Regions from separate parts of the Mus musculus genome. Here all the other regions are linked to region 1. The links are chromatin contacts, found by Hi-C or POLR2A ChIA-PET in ENCODE. All regions are on one chromosome and are shown on one strand. Each heading gives the region's core, a stretch centred on a gene start or an enhancer-like site at or near the end of the contact. The rest is flanking DNA. Distances are from core to core; before and after follow the strand shown.

Evidence for each region. A loop is a pair of places that touch in the nucleus more often than their neighbours do. ChIA-PET counts read pairs that join two places held with the same protein, here RNA polymerase II (POLR2A).
Region 2: a map of Patski shows a loop between it and region 1 (2.7-fold over the local background). The contact joins the enhancer-like site here to the promoter of Nrde2 in region 1. A Hi-C loop is called at or near these places in 8 of 37 maps with a recorded cell type or tissue (Patski, heart and left cerebral cortex).
Region 3: a loop to region 1 is called in a map of mouse embryonic stem cell, with 2.9 times the contacts of the local background. The contact joins the enhancer-like site here to the promoter of Nrde2 in region 1. A Hi-C loop is called at or near these places in 6 of 37 maps with a recorded cell type or tissue (CH12.LX, ES-E14, Patski and 2 more). POLR2A ChIA-PET finds 5 or more read pairs at or near these places in 2 of 5 experiments (Patski and embryonic stem cell).

The regions. Positions count from the first base shown.
Region 1 is chr12:100,157,494-100,162,219 of GRCm38, forward strand. It overlaps Nrde2 (nrde-2 necessary for RNA interference, domain containing), which reads right to left and starts at 2,160. Exons shown (of 14, transcript NM_001290303.1): 1 at 2,047-2,160. The coding sequence starts at 2,110.
Region 2 is chr12:100,567,612-100,572,337 of GRCm38, forward strand. Rps6ka5 (ribosomal protein S6 kinase, polypeptide 5) reads right to left here. Exons shown (of 17, transcript NM_001330702.1): 13 at 3,218-3,388. Among named protein-coding and RNA genes, the nearest start is that of Ttc7b, 49 kb to the left of the region's middle. Within about 2 kb of position 2,132, at least 1 of the 3 ENCODE cell types and tissues checked has a DNase peak (open chromatin) inside an H3K27ac peak, as active enhancers do; it is left cerebral cortex, where a contact is called at or near this core.
Region 3 is chr12:100,483,018-100,487,743 of GRCm38, forward strand. The region is part of intron 3 of Ttc7b (tetratricopeptide repeat domain 7B); the gene reads right to left. Gm36375 reads right to left here. Exons shown (of 2, transcript XM_006516439.4): 2 at 1-4,726. Among named protein-coding and RNA genes, the nearest start is that of Gm36375, 9.9 kb to the right of the region's middle. Within about 2 kb of position 2,911, at least 1 of the 3 ENCODE cell types and tissues checked has a DNase peak (open chromatin) inside an H3K27ac peak, as active enhancers do.

The DNA of each region.
Region 1 (4,726 bases), core at 910-3,409:
GTGTAATGGCATGGTTGGAAAGACGGGTCAGTGATTAAGCACACTGGTTGTTCTTCAAAGGACCAAGGTTTGATTTCCAGCATCTACATGGAGGCTCACAACCATCTTAACTCTAATCCCAGGGGATCTGATGCCCAACACGGACCCCCTTAATATCACTGAAATCAAAGATTGGACCCTCCTGATAGGACTTAATATTTGTGCAGCACTCCAAACAAGCTACCCTCAACAACAAAAAGTATATAGCTAGATCTTATCGGCTCTTTAAATCTAATTATCAGTTCCCAGGAAATAATGGGATGGATAAATAAAGGAGCAAGTTACAGGAAGATTTAGCGGGAAACATCTTCAGGATGGATAACCAGCTTCCTCAACAAATATATCACCTGAGAAAATACAAGAGCAGAGAAACTGTTTCATACTCAAGGGGACCTACGGGTACATGCAGAAAATGCAGTGTGCCTGGACATGGGAGCACTTGCCTTTAATCCCAACACTAGGAAGGCAGATCTCTGTGGGTTTCTGGCCAACTCTCTGTCTTAGTCAGGGTCTCTAGTCCTGCACAGACATGACCGAGAAGCAAGCTGGGAAGGAAAGGGTTTATTCAGCTTACACTTCCACACTGCTGTTCATCACCAAGGAAGTCAGGACTGGAACTCAAGCAGGTCAGGAAGCAGGAGCTGATGCAGAGGCCATGGAGGGATGTTTCTTACTGGCTTGCTCAGCTTGCTCTCTTATAGAACTCAAGACTACCAGCCCAGGGATGGCACCACCCACAATGGATCCTCCCACCCTTGATCACTAACTGAGAAAATGCCTTACAGCTGGATCTCATGGAGGCCTTTCCTCAAGGGAGGCTCCATTCTCTGTGATAACTCCAGCTTGTGTCAAGTTGACACACAAAACCAGCCAGTACACCCCCTCTCTCAGAGAGAGAGAGAGAGAGAAGACAGAGAGAAAAGGAAGACAGAGAGAAAGAAGAGAGAGAAAGGAGAGAGAGAGAGAATTCTGACTTCTTTTGGATCCCTATAAGCAAACCAACCGTAAAGAAAGCTGAACAGTAACTCATAGTTAAATAATATATAGTTAATTTTCTTAACTATATTTTGTTTTGGTTTGGTCTTTTTTGAGATTAGGGTCTCTCTATGTTGTGGCCCAGGCTGTCCAAGAATTCACTACGTAGATCAAGCTGAGCTTGAATTCAGAGATCCACCTGCCTCTGCCTCCCAAGTGCTGAAATTAATGGTGTATGCCACCACTGCCAGCCCTTCAACTTGACCGTACACTTTCAGTATTAGATGTATTTTCTGCATTTACCTGCCATGGTTAACTTCATTATAGCTGACACTTGTCTTAGCATTTAAAATACGCACCCAGTTCTCTAATCCCATGCTTCTCTTCCACAGCCCCTTGAAGGTCCCTGAATTCTTATCTATACAAATCATATCCTCTTGAAGACCATTCCAAAATTCTGAACGTTTCATTTTTATGGTTGACTGTGGCTCATCTATGACATTTGTAGCATACTACCTTATACTGATTTGTTGCTGTTGTTACTTAGTTTCGTTCATGCAACAGGTTGCATTATCAATCCTGACACACTTATTGAATACGTCTATATTTTGGGCCTGTGTTTCTAATAAGTGTGCTACAATGAATAGACAGTCTCGGAATTTGTTGACGGTTACAATTTAGTAAGGAAAAATCAGAATTACGCCAACCACAATTGCAAGTATTTTAAGAGGGTTTCTTTTGCAATGGAGTTGTATCATTGCAGCTTCTAGGAGAATGAAGTCCAAAAATACGGTAATGTTAGCGCCAGACATCATCGTAGGCTTAGTTTCCCCTCCGCTTACTTGACCACCGTAGCGCCTGAAAGAGCCTCTGGCCCTACACTTCAGACAAGACCCAGAAGGCTTTGCAGCGCCGCGGAGAACTCTGGGATACAGGTGGATAAACAAAGCAAAGAAAAAAGGCCATGACCCAGGCCCGAAAATCTGCCATTAATTTAATGGATGTCTTTTTCGACTCTTTTGGGGTGCTTACCTTTCCTGAATGCCCCATCACCGGAGGCCTCACTTACGTCCGCAAAAGCCGGGAACAGCGCCATGATCACAGGCCGCACTACCACTCCTGCCTCAGAAATGGCGCCGTCTGGAGAGCTCTGGTTGGAGGACGGTGACTCGCGAGGCACTCTGGGAAATGTAGTTCTTCCTGCACTCTTTAAGGCTTAACTCCTGGGCAAGGCGGTGCGGAGACCCAAAGGGTAGAGAGGGGAGGAGGGAAGAGGGTGAGATTGAGGAAGAACAGTTTCCTTGTAGTTAGTGCCCTCCGGCTTCACTGAACAATGGACAAGCAGGAACCGGAAGAGGAAGTTGGGAGGGGGGAAGGTGTGGAAACTGGAATTCAGCTCCTCTGGTAAAAGCACATTGCCTCCTTTAAACTGGATCAAAGTAATCAAATTCTGTAAGATTCATTTTCCTCCTCTGCAAGATTGTGTGTGTGAGTGTATGTATACGTACACATATACATGTACAAATTGCAATTGTTTCACCCATAAGAAGCATTTAAAAGGTGGCTTTAAACTGGGTGTGGGGGCAAACCCCTTTTAAGTCCCAACACTCAGTGGTAGAGGCAAGTGGATCTCTGTGAGTTCGACACCAGCTGGTCTACATAGTAATTTCCATGAGAGTCAGAACTGTATAGAGACGATGTCTCAAAAAAAGCCAATAAAAAGAAAGAAAAGAAATGAAAAATTAGCTTCTATGTGAGATGTGACAAGTTCCACGGCAAAATGTAAGTGATCCAAATATAAGTTGTCATTTTAAATACCCTAGGAATACAGAAGAGTACAAAGTCCCAATAAGATAAAGGTCTTTGACAATAAATGCATATACTTACCTATAAAGTATTTTTGAGATTCCCCTACCAAAAAAAAAAAAAAGGTTGGGTGCAGGAGCCAATGAAATGGCTTAAATAATAAAGGTACTACCAAGCAAGCATGGATACCTGAGTTTCATCCAGGCTCCACAAAGTTGTCTTCTGACCTCCAAGTGCACAGGGCACCACAATAAAATAAAGTTTAGAAAAAAAAAAAAGCTAAACCCAGAGATGTGACTAATCATCTAAACAAAGGAATGGATGGAAACCTATCCAAGCAGCTCCGTGTACCATGTAAACTGTGTGTACCATGTAAACTGTGTGTGTCCAAAATAAATGTCCAAGTTTTCAGGTCCCTAAAAGTACTTGGAAAAAGGAGGCCAGTAGAATCCACTTGTCTTCAACTGTAAATCTCAAGTTCCGCCAAACCTGACAGGAAGTTATCTCAGTTGATTAAATCAATATCTGCATCAGGGCACGATGATGCTCACCTTTAATCTCAGCACTCTGGAGTCAGAGGCACTGGCACTCACTCTGTGAGTTTGAGGCCAGTCTGATCAACAAAGCAAGTTTCAGGACAGCCAGGGCTACACTGAGAAATCCTGTCTGTCTTAGTTAGGGTTTTACTGCTTTGAACAGACACCATGACCAAAGCAAGTCTTATAAAAAACAACATTTAATTGGGGCTGGCTTACAGGTTTAGAGGTTCAGTCCATTATCATCAAGGTGAGAGCATGGCAGTATCCAGGCAGGCATGGCACAGGAGGAGCTGAGAGTTCTATGCCTTCATCCAAAGGCTGCTAGTGGAAGACTGACTTCCAGCAACTAGGGTGAGGATCTTATGCCCACACCCACAGTGACACACCCATTCCAACCAGGTCAAACCTATTCCAACAAGGCCACACCTTCAGATGGTGCCACTCCCTGGTCCAAGGATATACAAACTATCACACTGTCTCAAAACAAAACAGAAAACAAAACTAACTAAAATGGTTACAGTCTTTCCCCAATGTTTCATCTCTTTCTATTCCAGAAAAATAAGAATTAAATGTGAAAGGCTTCAAAAAAATTTTGAAAGCCATGATAATGTATTGATAACAAGGAATCTTGCTGTAGTGGATATTTGTGTATTTACAAACATGTAAGAGACTTTTCGTAAGCAATTCATAAGGACAACTTAATATATAATCAAGTTACTGATACAGATTTCTAAAGTTTTGTTTTCTGGGAGGATTTTTACTTTTTTAAAATTTGTGTGTGTGTACGTGTGTGTGTGTCATTATGCTTATGTGGCAGGAGCTGATGGCCACTGAGACATCTCACCTGCCCTGTCTTTTGGTTTTAGTTTTGTTTTTGTTTTGGTTTTTTTTTTTTTTTGTTTTGTTTTTAGATAGATCTCAGTATGTAGTACAGGCTCAGACTCTTTATCCTCTTGCCTTTCTCTCAATTAAAACAAAACTTCACTTTTAGTGTAACATACGAGTAAATTTTGCAAAGGTTTAGCAGACACAGACATTTGTATGGAGTGTGTAGCTTTCACCCTAACAAATGTTGAAAAAACAGATTCTCTATGTAGCCTAGGCTGTCCTGGAACTCTCTGTGTAGATCAGGCTGGCCTCAAACTCACAGAGATCTGCCAGTCTCTGCTTCGCAAGTGTTGAGATTAAAGATATGTACCATAATGCCCAGTACATTTTGAAAACGTACAGAATTAATTTTCAGTGTAGCTGCCGCAGAGGCTGGAAATCCTGCTTGGTCTCCAATGTTTCTATGTGATCCTTTCCTGAAAAGCTGTGCTGACCTTTGGTTTAAATGATCAACGTTCGAGTGGTAAAGGCCAGTGCTT
Region 2 (4,726 bases), core at 882-3,381, 410 kb after region 1:
TGTGACAGGGAGCTGTACCCATGCAATTGTAACAATTTAGTGGCCTACGTAAGAGCAGCAAATGACAGCATCAGTTGCTATTCCAATATAGATGAGAGAACTCTTACAAAGCCCTACCAGCCTTAGATGAACAGCTACAGGCAATTAATAGCTGCCCAGAAAGGGAAACTCGGTTTTCTCCAAGGATAAACCCTGACAGATTACCTAATCTCAAGCAGCCAGCAGGAGTGAGGGGGCAGGGTAGGTGGAGTGGGGAGAAGGTAAGTGCAAATGATGTAAAGACAGTACTCAGTTATGAAATTATAAAACAGAAAAACTTAATGTAAAAAAAGAAGGGGGTGGAAAAAACAAAGAAAGGAAAAATTGAAATAGTTTTCTATCATACAATGCTCAGACCTTGATTTTTGACGACTGAGGTCACCAATCATGGGTGTTTTCTTGGGACATATCGGTCCTTCAGCAATTATACTAGAGGTTCTCTGTGCAGTGCCAGGCGGTGTGCTACACATCTTACCAGAAGCACGTTTGGCTCCATCTCCACAGGGCCTGTCAAGGCTCTGGCAAGAACGGGTTTGTTCCACTAAGACTAATGAAGGAATTCTTTGGTCATCTTGGAGGAAGTGAGGGCATTCCCTTTACACTGGCGACTCTAACCCTCCTCTCATAGAACACGTAAAACCAGAGCTTACTGCTTACTTCCTCCTGCCCCAGGGTAGCAAGGGAAGTATCAGGACAGTTCCACATGGGTGTGTGCATGGCCAGGAAGGGACAAAAGTAACAGTTGAGCCACTTCTATCCTCATCTCGGTTTCTGCCTGAAAATACTATCATATACAGAACTTTCTTAATCCTTTAAGAGGATCAATATGAAGACTACCAAGCAGCCCTCTAAGAATGCCAGTCAGCTTCTAAATCTGTCTGGTTCTCACCTAGAGCTTAGAGTTCTGTCTATGTAGAAAAAGAACGCCATCTAACTATCTAAACAGTCACAACTAAAATGCTGCCTAGGAAAGGGATTCAACTTTTAGTTTGGAAATAATATACTCTGCCATTTAAAAGTCAAAGTGAGAGCTATAGTTAGGAAAGTGCTAGTTCAAAGGTACGTTTTTACTTTCCTAAAACCCAGTTTAAGAATAAAATGATGGTAGAACATATAGTGTAATCTGACATTTCTGCTTCACTTCAAGCTACAAAAGCATCTATTTGATCAGGAAAGGAAGAAGACAAATTTAAATTCTGCTGCCGAGGACATGTGCCTCATTCGAGACACCATGAGATGACAGATGGCCAGTTATCAAAGAATAAAACATGTGAAAATGAGTTCTATACAGTCATGGAACAGATCTTTTCCATTAAAAAACTACATGCCTGTTCCTTGTCTATCAAGCAAACGTTTAAGTAGTGTGCTCTCACATTTAAACTAGACAGCTCATCTCGGAGCCCAGAGCACCATGTTTTCAGTGGGTGTTACGTAGGAGAGTGAGAATTGGGATGAAGGAAGCCGAGGGGAGCTAGCAGAGCTGTGAGTTCCTACGACACAAGCCACTTCTGATTAATTACTAGCAATGGGAAGAACAGTAATAAAGTACTCAAAAATTTAAAACCTTTAAAGGAATAAATCAATTGTCTTCTGTACCCCTGAGGATCACAACTGTGGGTTCAAACTACTACCCACTAAAAACTTCAAACAAACAGACAAAAAAACAAAACAAAACAAAACAATCTACCCACAAAAAAAAGCAACAAAAACCCCTTCAAAACTGTACAGAATATGAAAAGATTTTTTGTGATTATTCCCTAAAATATACATATTTATCATTTACATCAAAATAGATATCATAAATAACTTAGAGAGAGGATTTAAAGTATACGAAAGGATCACGTAGGTTATATGAAAATAAAATAATATTCAATTTCATGTAAGAGGTTTGATATCCATAGGGAGCTTCGGTACCAATCCTCCACAGATACAGAGAACTGTATTTGAATACATATACTGTAGCTGTCCTCAGACACACCAGAAGAGGGCATCAGGTCTCATTACATGTGGTTGTGAGTCACCATGTGGTTGCTGGGATTTGAACTCAGGAATCTTCAGAAGAGCAGTTAGTGCTCTTACCTTCTGAGCCAATTCACCAGCCCTATGTTTCCACTTTTAAAATATCAATTTTGTTTGAGAAAGGTTTTCTCAGTGTGGTCCTGGCTGTCCTGAACTCACTCTGTCGACCAGGCTGGCCTTGAACTTAGAGATCTCACTTCCTCTGCCTCCCAAGGGCTGGGATAAAAGTATGTACCTCTACTGCCCATCTTTTTAAAACATTTTTAAATAATTTAAGCACAAGATTAAAAAAATTGCTTTTACAGAAATATTCTTTTTTGATTTAATAAAAAAGGAACATCAAGCCCATTAATATTTTAAATAGACTTGAAAATATATTATGATCACATAGAAACTAAAAATAATATCCTATTTTAGAGCAGAAATATATATAATTTCTCATTTGGTAAAGGATAATTTTTAAAAAAAAAGTCATTGGCTTTTGTTTTCCAAGCTCATTATTACTTATTTTTAAAAAGAGAGGAATTTTCATATTTTTGATACTAAAAATGGATCATTCTGAGTTAAAACCTTCTTAATTAGCCTTCTTAAGGAAATATAAAAAGTTGTTGCTCTGCACTGCTCTCCAGGTCTATAAATACCACAGTCGTGAGCATACTGAAGCACATATAGATAGGACAGCTTATTAAACCAAGGCAGGGCCTCGTGTGTAACTATGTAGAACAGAATCCCATACATTACTGTTTAGGAGCTATCAATTTGATTTAAAAATGTGAAAATTAAGGTTTCAAAATACACTATCAAACGAACAAACTCCCCAAGATGGAATACATATAGCAGTGCTTATTATTTTTTGCTACAAAATTTTCCATCGCTATTTTTAGTATACAACTGTTGCATGAAGCATTTTTCCCATAAAAGGCTCTCACACTTACAAATATAACCTCAAGATGATCAGCTGGCAAGAGGGGAAAAAAAGAACAAATTTATTTTAGACTGACACAGAAAAGAGAAGAGAAAGAAAAAAATCCTAGGAAACATCTTCCAGGATTTACTTAGTGGCCCAAGAGAAATAGCAAGCGTCCTAAAGGCTGACAGCTACTCTAAGGCTAGCGAACAAGGAGAGCAGGCTGAGCTGTCCAAGGTCACAGAGGCCCACCTCAGGCTTCAGATCTCTGTGCACCACTCCTACATCGTGCATGTGGCTCACAGCTGACACAAGCTTCCGCATGATGTAGCTGGCCTCAGTCTCGCTGAAGTGCTTCTTTCTCTTGATGCGCTCGAACAGCTCTCCGCCATTCAGAAGTTCCATCACAAGAAACGTATGAAGCTAGAAAGATGGAAAGAAAGAGCAACGTGGGGCCTTACTGAAAAGATACGGGTTACTCTATAGGTTATTTATTATTCAGCAACTTTAAATAATCCCTTGCTTAAACAACCTATAACAATCCTTGCATTTAAAGAGTTGAAGAATAATGTAGCTTTTTAGAATTCTATTTTAGCAATGAAAAATTTCAAATATTTCAGCAAAATCTTTACAGTCTTTTCCTTTACTTCATTTTATTTCTATTGAACTCTATTTTAATTTTGAATTTTTATATTTTCACTTTAAAAACTGAGAGCCGAGGTGACAAAATCTATGGTAAATAATGCAGGGGGTTGCTAAGTAGTGTTATATGCAACTGCTGCCACTCAGCTAATGGGTAGTTTCCCTTGAAAGAAAGATAGTGTTTGATAACTTCAGGGCTCAATGATTAATTACAGGATTTCTGAGAATATTTACTGCAAATACCCGCATCTCACTGTATATGTTTCTGTGGAAGAGACCTTCCTCCTGGCTGTTTGCAGAACAGAGTGTCCTTCTGGCTGCCTTTGGATCAAGATGTATCTTGGCTCCTCTAGCATCAAGTACTTCCCACCATGATGATAAAGGACTGAACCTCTGAAACTGTAAGCCAGTCACAACTAAATGTTTGCCTTTTTAAGACTTGCCTTGGTCACAGTGTCTCTTCACAGCAATAAAACCCAACTGAGACACCTTTATAAACTCTAGGACCCTCAGCAATAAAATGAAGGGGATAAGAAAATCTACAGGTGGAACTGAATGATGGCTCCAGATGCCATGTCCTAGCCTTCAAATCCATATCTCTTATCATAGATGGCAAAGGGGACTTTGTAATTGTAATTAAGGTTCTTCTATTGCTGGTTTTTGTTTGTTTTTTTTTTTTTTTTTAATTTGAGATGGGGTCTCACTTTGTAGACCAGGCAAACCTTGAACTTAAGTGATGTGCCTGTTTCTGCCTCCTGTCTGCTGGGATTATATACTACCACACTTAGCCCCTGATTAAAATTCTTTTTTTGAAAAGATGTACACATATATGTACATATGTATATATGAATGTATGCATGTGTTATGTATGTATGTATGTATGTATGTAAATAAGTATGTATGCATACGTGTCTACACACCAGAAGAGTGCATTGGATCCAATGGGACTATAGTTATAGATGATTGTAAGATGCCTCATGGGTGCTGGCAATTGAACCTAGAGCTTTGAACCACTGGGCCATCTTGCTAGCCCATCATTAATATTCTTGAGATGGGATGATTACCCTGAGTTACTGACCAGCATCTAAGGTATAAGATTAGACTATGCAAGAAGAGATC
Region 3 (4,726 bases), core at 1,661-4,160, 330 kb after region 1:
ACAAGCCTCCTTCCCTGCAGTCTTTAATCCCTTCCTATCCAGTCTTGTTTAATTCCTTCCTAGCTTCTCTTTGCCCTGCGCAGAAAGATCATTCTTACTTATCCATTCATTCAAGCCTAGCCTCATCCTTAAAACTTGCCAATAGGTGGCAGCTTCCTGGCAAGAGAAGATGCAGAATTTGTTCACTAGACTGACACTGTCAATCAACTGCATGCACAGTAAGGGCTGTCAATCAATCAACTGCATGCACAGTAAGGGCTGTCAATCAACTGCATGCACAGTAAAGGTTGTCTGCTTTGACTATGCACACTGAGTCTGCTTTAAAACATGGGCAAAACACTGTTCAAATTATCACTGAAGGATGAAATGCTGAGGATCTGCAAAGCTGTCAATCCTGAAACTGGAACCAGCTAAAAACAGCCAAGATTGTCTGTCCCTATAGACTAGCTCGGAGGTCCATTGTAAAGATGCCCTAGCTGGATATCTGGTGCCATACAGCCAGATGATGCATAGCTTTAACTCCTACTCAGGAGGCAGAGGCAGGAGGACTGAGCGCTCAAGGCAAGTTTGGGCAACAGAGAGAAACTGTCTCCAAAAGGAAGTCAAACCAAAGCAAAAAAAAACCCACCACAACAGACACCAATATGGCAGCAGACACCATACGCAGAGCTGTGAAGAGCGGGAGAGGCTGGTAAAGCCTAAGGTAACAGAGTAACAAGAGACCGAGTTAGCAATCAAAAACCCAAAAAACCCCAGGTACACGTGGATGTCTAAGTAGTGCCAAAAAACCAAAGTGGAGAGAATACTTCTCCAATTCATCTTCTGACATCAGTCTTCATGACAAAGTCAAGCCTTCCCCTGGAGACCACAGGTGTCCTGTATGCACACAGCTATAGAAAGCCTCAACAAGATTAACACCCCAAACCCAGCTACACAGAAAATGATTAGACACCATGACCAAATGGGATGGATCCCAGGAATACAAGACTGAGCTAACATACGGAAACCAACATACAAAAAGGATGAGGCACACCGATTACAGGACCTTCACATCGGAGGGGAACAAGTACCCTGTGTTCTCTAGCACACATGCGTGACTTTTAGAAATCCAACAAACTAGAAACAGAAGAATACTTTTCAGAGTTGGTAAAGGTCATAAAAGAAAACTCAATAACCCAAACTTGATCATAAAATTCCCCTACCACAAGGATGTCTGCTCCGGTCACTTCCATTCGCCGCCATTAATGAGAACATAAGGAAGCACCAGCTATGCAGATGTGCATCGAAAAGACACAAAGGAAGAAATAAAACCATCTGTATTTGCAGATGTTATAATATTATATAGAAAACGCTAAAAACATACCTTTAAAAACCCTTCCAAGCTAACAGAGTCCATCTGGGTTGTGGAAAATGAAGCAACACAAGGAAACCAGCCACATGCCAATGGCACTTAGCAATCTCATATGAGACCAGGGAACAATCCTACTCAGAGTAACACTTAAAAGAACTGAATACTTAGAATAAAATGTTTAAATGGACATACATATCCAAAAAAAAAAAAAAAACTAGACAAGGGCTGGAAAGATGGCTTAGTGGTTGAGAGCACTGACTGCTCTTCCAGAGGTCCTGAGTTCAATTCCCAGCAACCACATTGTGGCTCACAACCATTTGTAATAGGGTCTGACGCCCTCTTCTGGTATGTCTGAAGACAGTGACAGTGTACTCACATATATAAAATAAATAAATCTTAAAAAAAAAAAAACCCTAGACAATATTTTTAAATGAAAGAAGGCATTTCATGTCCATGGATTAGAAGATGACAATACTACCCAAATCACCTACAGATTCAACAGTGCCCTGATCAAAATTTCCCTGCCCTAATTTACAATCTGTCCTAAAATTTACATGGAAATACAAGGACTCTAAAGAGCTGAGACAATCTTGAGAAGGAAAAGCCTATCTGATGACTTTGCAAGTTCAAAGCGCACTACAAGGACACAGGGATAATGACCTTGCAGTACAAAGGATAGATTCAGTGGCCAAGGGAGCTCAGAGAGGAGCAATCACATTTATATTCAACAATAAGGATAGTACGACAATTTAGTGGAAGAAGAATTGTCTCCTTAGCAAATGGTTCTAGAATAACAGGAACTCCACAAAGGAATAAATTTGTACCTTGCCTTCATAAAAACAAATAAAAATTAACTCATAATGGAGTTATGAGATCTAAGTCTGCCAGTTAACATCACAAAGCTTTTATACAAAACACTAAAGGAATAAGTCTTGTCTGGGTTGATTAGGCAAAAAACTCAGCTTTTGTATTTCAAGGGGCATTGCTGGAGGAAAAACAAAACCATTACTATTCCCCTGCTATAGAATAGAAGCGCAGTAATGAAATGGTTCCTAATAGCCTGTAGTTACGCCCACAGAGCAGAGAACCACCCAGCCCTCATCAGTCAGAGGAGCTTCTTGCCATGTGTGGGAGTTAACATGGAGACCCACAACTGGAGGACGTGAAGAAGGTGAGAGACTTTGGACCATGTAGCCCTACAAGGGAAATCCATCAAACTCATCCTCTCAAGGCTCAGGGATCTAAGCAGAAGAGGAGGAGAAAGATTCTAAGAGCCAGGAGATGGCAGATGGCTGCCGGGACAGTGTCATCCAGACACAACAGGTCTGATACATAGGGGTGTAGCACACACAAGACCTGCACATGGTGAAACTAGACAGAATCCCACCATGGAGAAGAGGGAGAGAACACAAAAATCTCACTCCTATTTGCAACTGGTAGCTGCTGGGTGCAGGAAACATCAGTTTTCTTCAGTGAGGTGGAAGTGGGTGCATTTGTCATGCCTAAGGGCAGGTCTCGTGCTCAGGAGTAGCTGGCTAACACAAAATGGAATCCATGGCTTGGTCTGGTTTTTAAGTGAGAGAAAGGATATGAAGTTGTGTGGGTAGGGGTGAGGATCCGGGAGAAGCTAGGAGAGGCGAAAGGCTATAATTAAAGCATAATTGCATCATTTTCTTAAAGGAAAGAAAGTTAAAGATAGCACAGACTAAGATGAAATATTTACAGGCCACACGTTGGCAAAATGATCTATAGCTAAAATGTAAACAAACAAAACCTACTGCAGCTCAGTAGAAAAAAAGGAGCAAATGACCTCAATAGGTCTTTGAAGAGACACAATAAATGGCAAAAGTGTGACAAGTGCTCAGTGTCATCCGTCACTGGGGAGACATAGACGAAAATTAGAGTGGATATGGATAGTCTCACATAATGGTCTCATCAGAAGGACACGGAGGGGTGGCTCAGTGGTTAAGAGTGCATGGTGCTCTTGCAGAGGACCACGTCTGATTCCAGAACACTCATCAGTTGGCCCACAGCCTCCCAGAACTCCAGTTCCCGGGGATCTGACGCCCTCTTGTGGCTCTGTGGGGACTGCACTCCCTCACATGTACAATTCACACTCAGACACATACATATGCCCATAATTAAAACTAGACTAAAAATGTTTAAATGACAGATGTTGACAAGGATCTGAAGGAAACAGGACTCTGCACAGGTAAAATCCTTTGGAAAAGAGTTTTTGGTTCCTCAAAAGGAAGGGTAAGCTCAGAGTCACCCCATGACCCTGTAACACTAGCATGTACTTTCTAGTAGTTACACAGGCATATGAAAATACATGCTCACCCCAAATCTGTGCACAGCTACGTACAGCAGCATCATTTCAGCCATTAAAAAATGATATACACACTCTAACATCTAAGAGCCTTGAAAGCATGCTAAGTGAAAGAAGTCAGACTCAAAAACTTATTATAACCTTAATTTATATAAGATTTCTGGAATAGATAAATCTATACAGAAAGAATGCATAGCAATTAACGGAATTTTGAGTGGGCTGGACCCTGGGAGGCAATTGCTATCTAATGATGATAAGCGTCTTCTGACAGGTGATAACATTTCCTAAAATCAACTGCTGATGGTTACACAACTCCAAATATACTAAAAACTGCTGCAATACATACTTTAATGGTTAGATTTTTATGGTGAAATATGTGAATCATGTATCAATAAACTTGTTAGGAACAAACATACAATTGGGCCATCAAGATACGCCCCAGTGGGTAAAGGTGCTTGCACACAGTCCTGACAACCTGTGTTCAACCCCAGACTCCACTGATGTCAGGAGAGGATCAACTTCTGAGTTGTCCTATAACCTCCGCGTGCACACACATAAACACACATATGCACACTCACAGACACACACAAACTGTTTTCTAAGCTATGCACAGAGTATTCTGAAAAGATGATAGAACAGAAGTAGGTCTTCCAACTTAGGCAATGTGGCACGGGCATGATTTGTCTGTTACACGATGCTGGCCACATGGAGATGGTTAGGCGCTCACACTGAAGGAAGACAGGCACACACAGCACACACAGGAACACACAGACACACACAGCACACACAGGAACACACAGGCACACACAGGAACACACAGGAACACACAGGCACACATAGCAAACACAGGCACATACAGCACATACAGGCACATACAGCACACACAGGCACACACAGCACACACAGGAACACACAGGCACACACAGGAACACACAGGCACACACAGCACATACAGGCACATACAACACACACAGGCACACACAACACATACAGGCATGCAGGCACACACAGCACACACAGGCACACACAGGCACACAGGCCTTGCT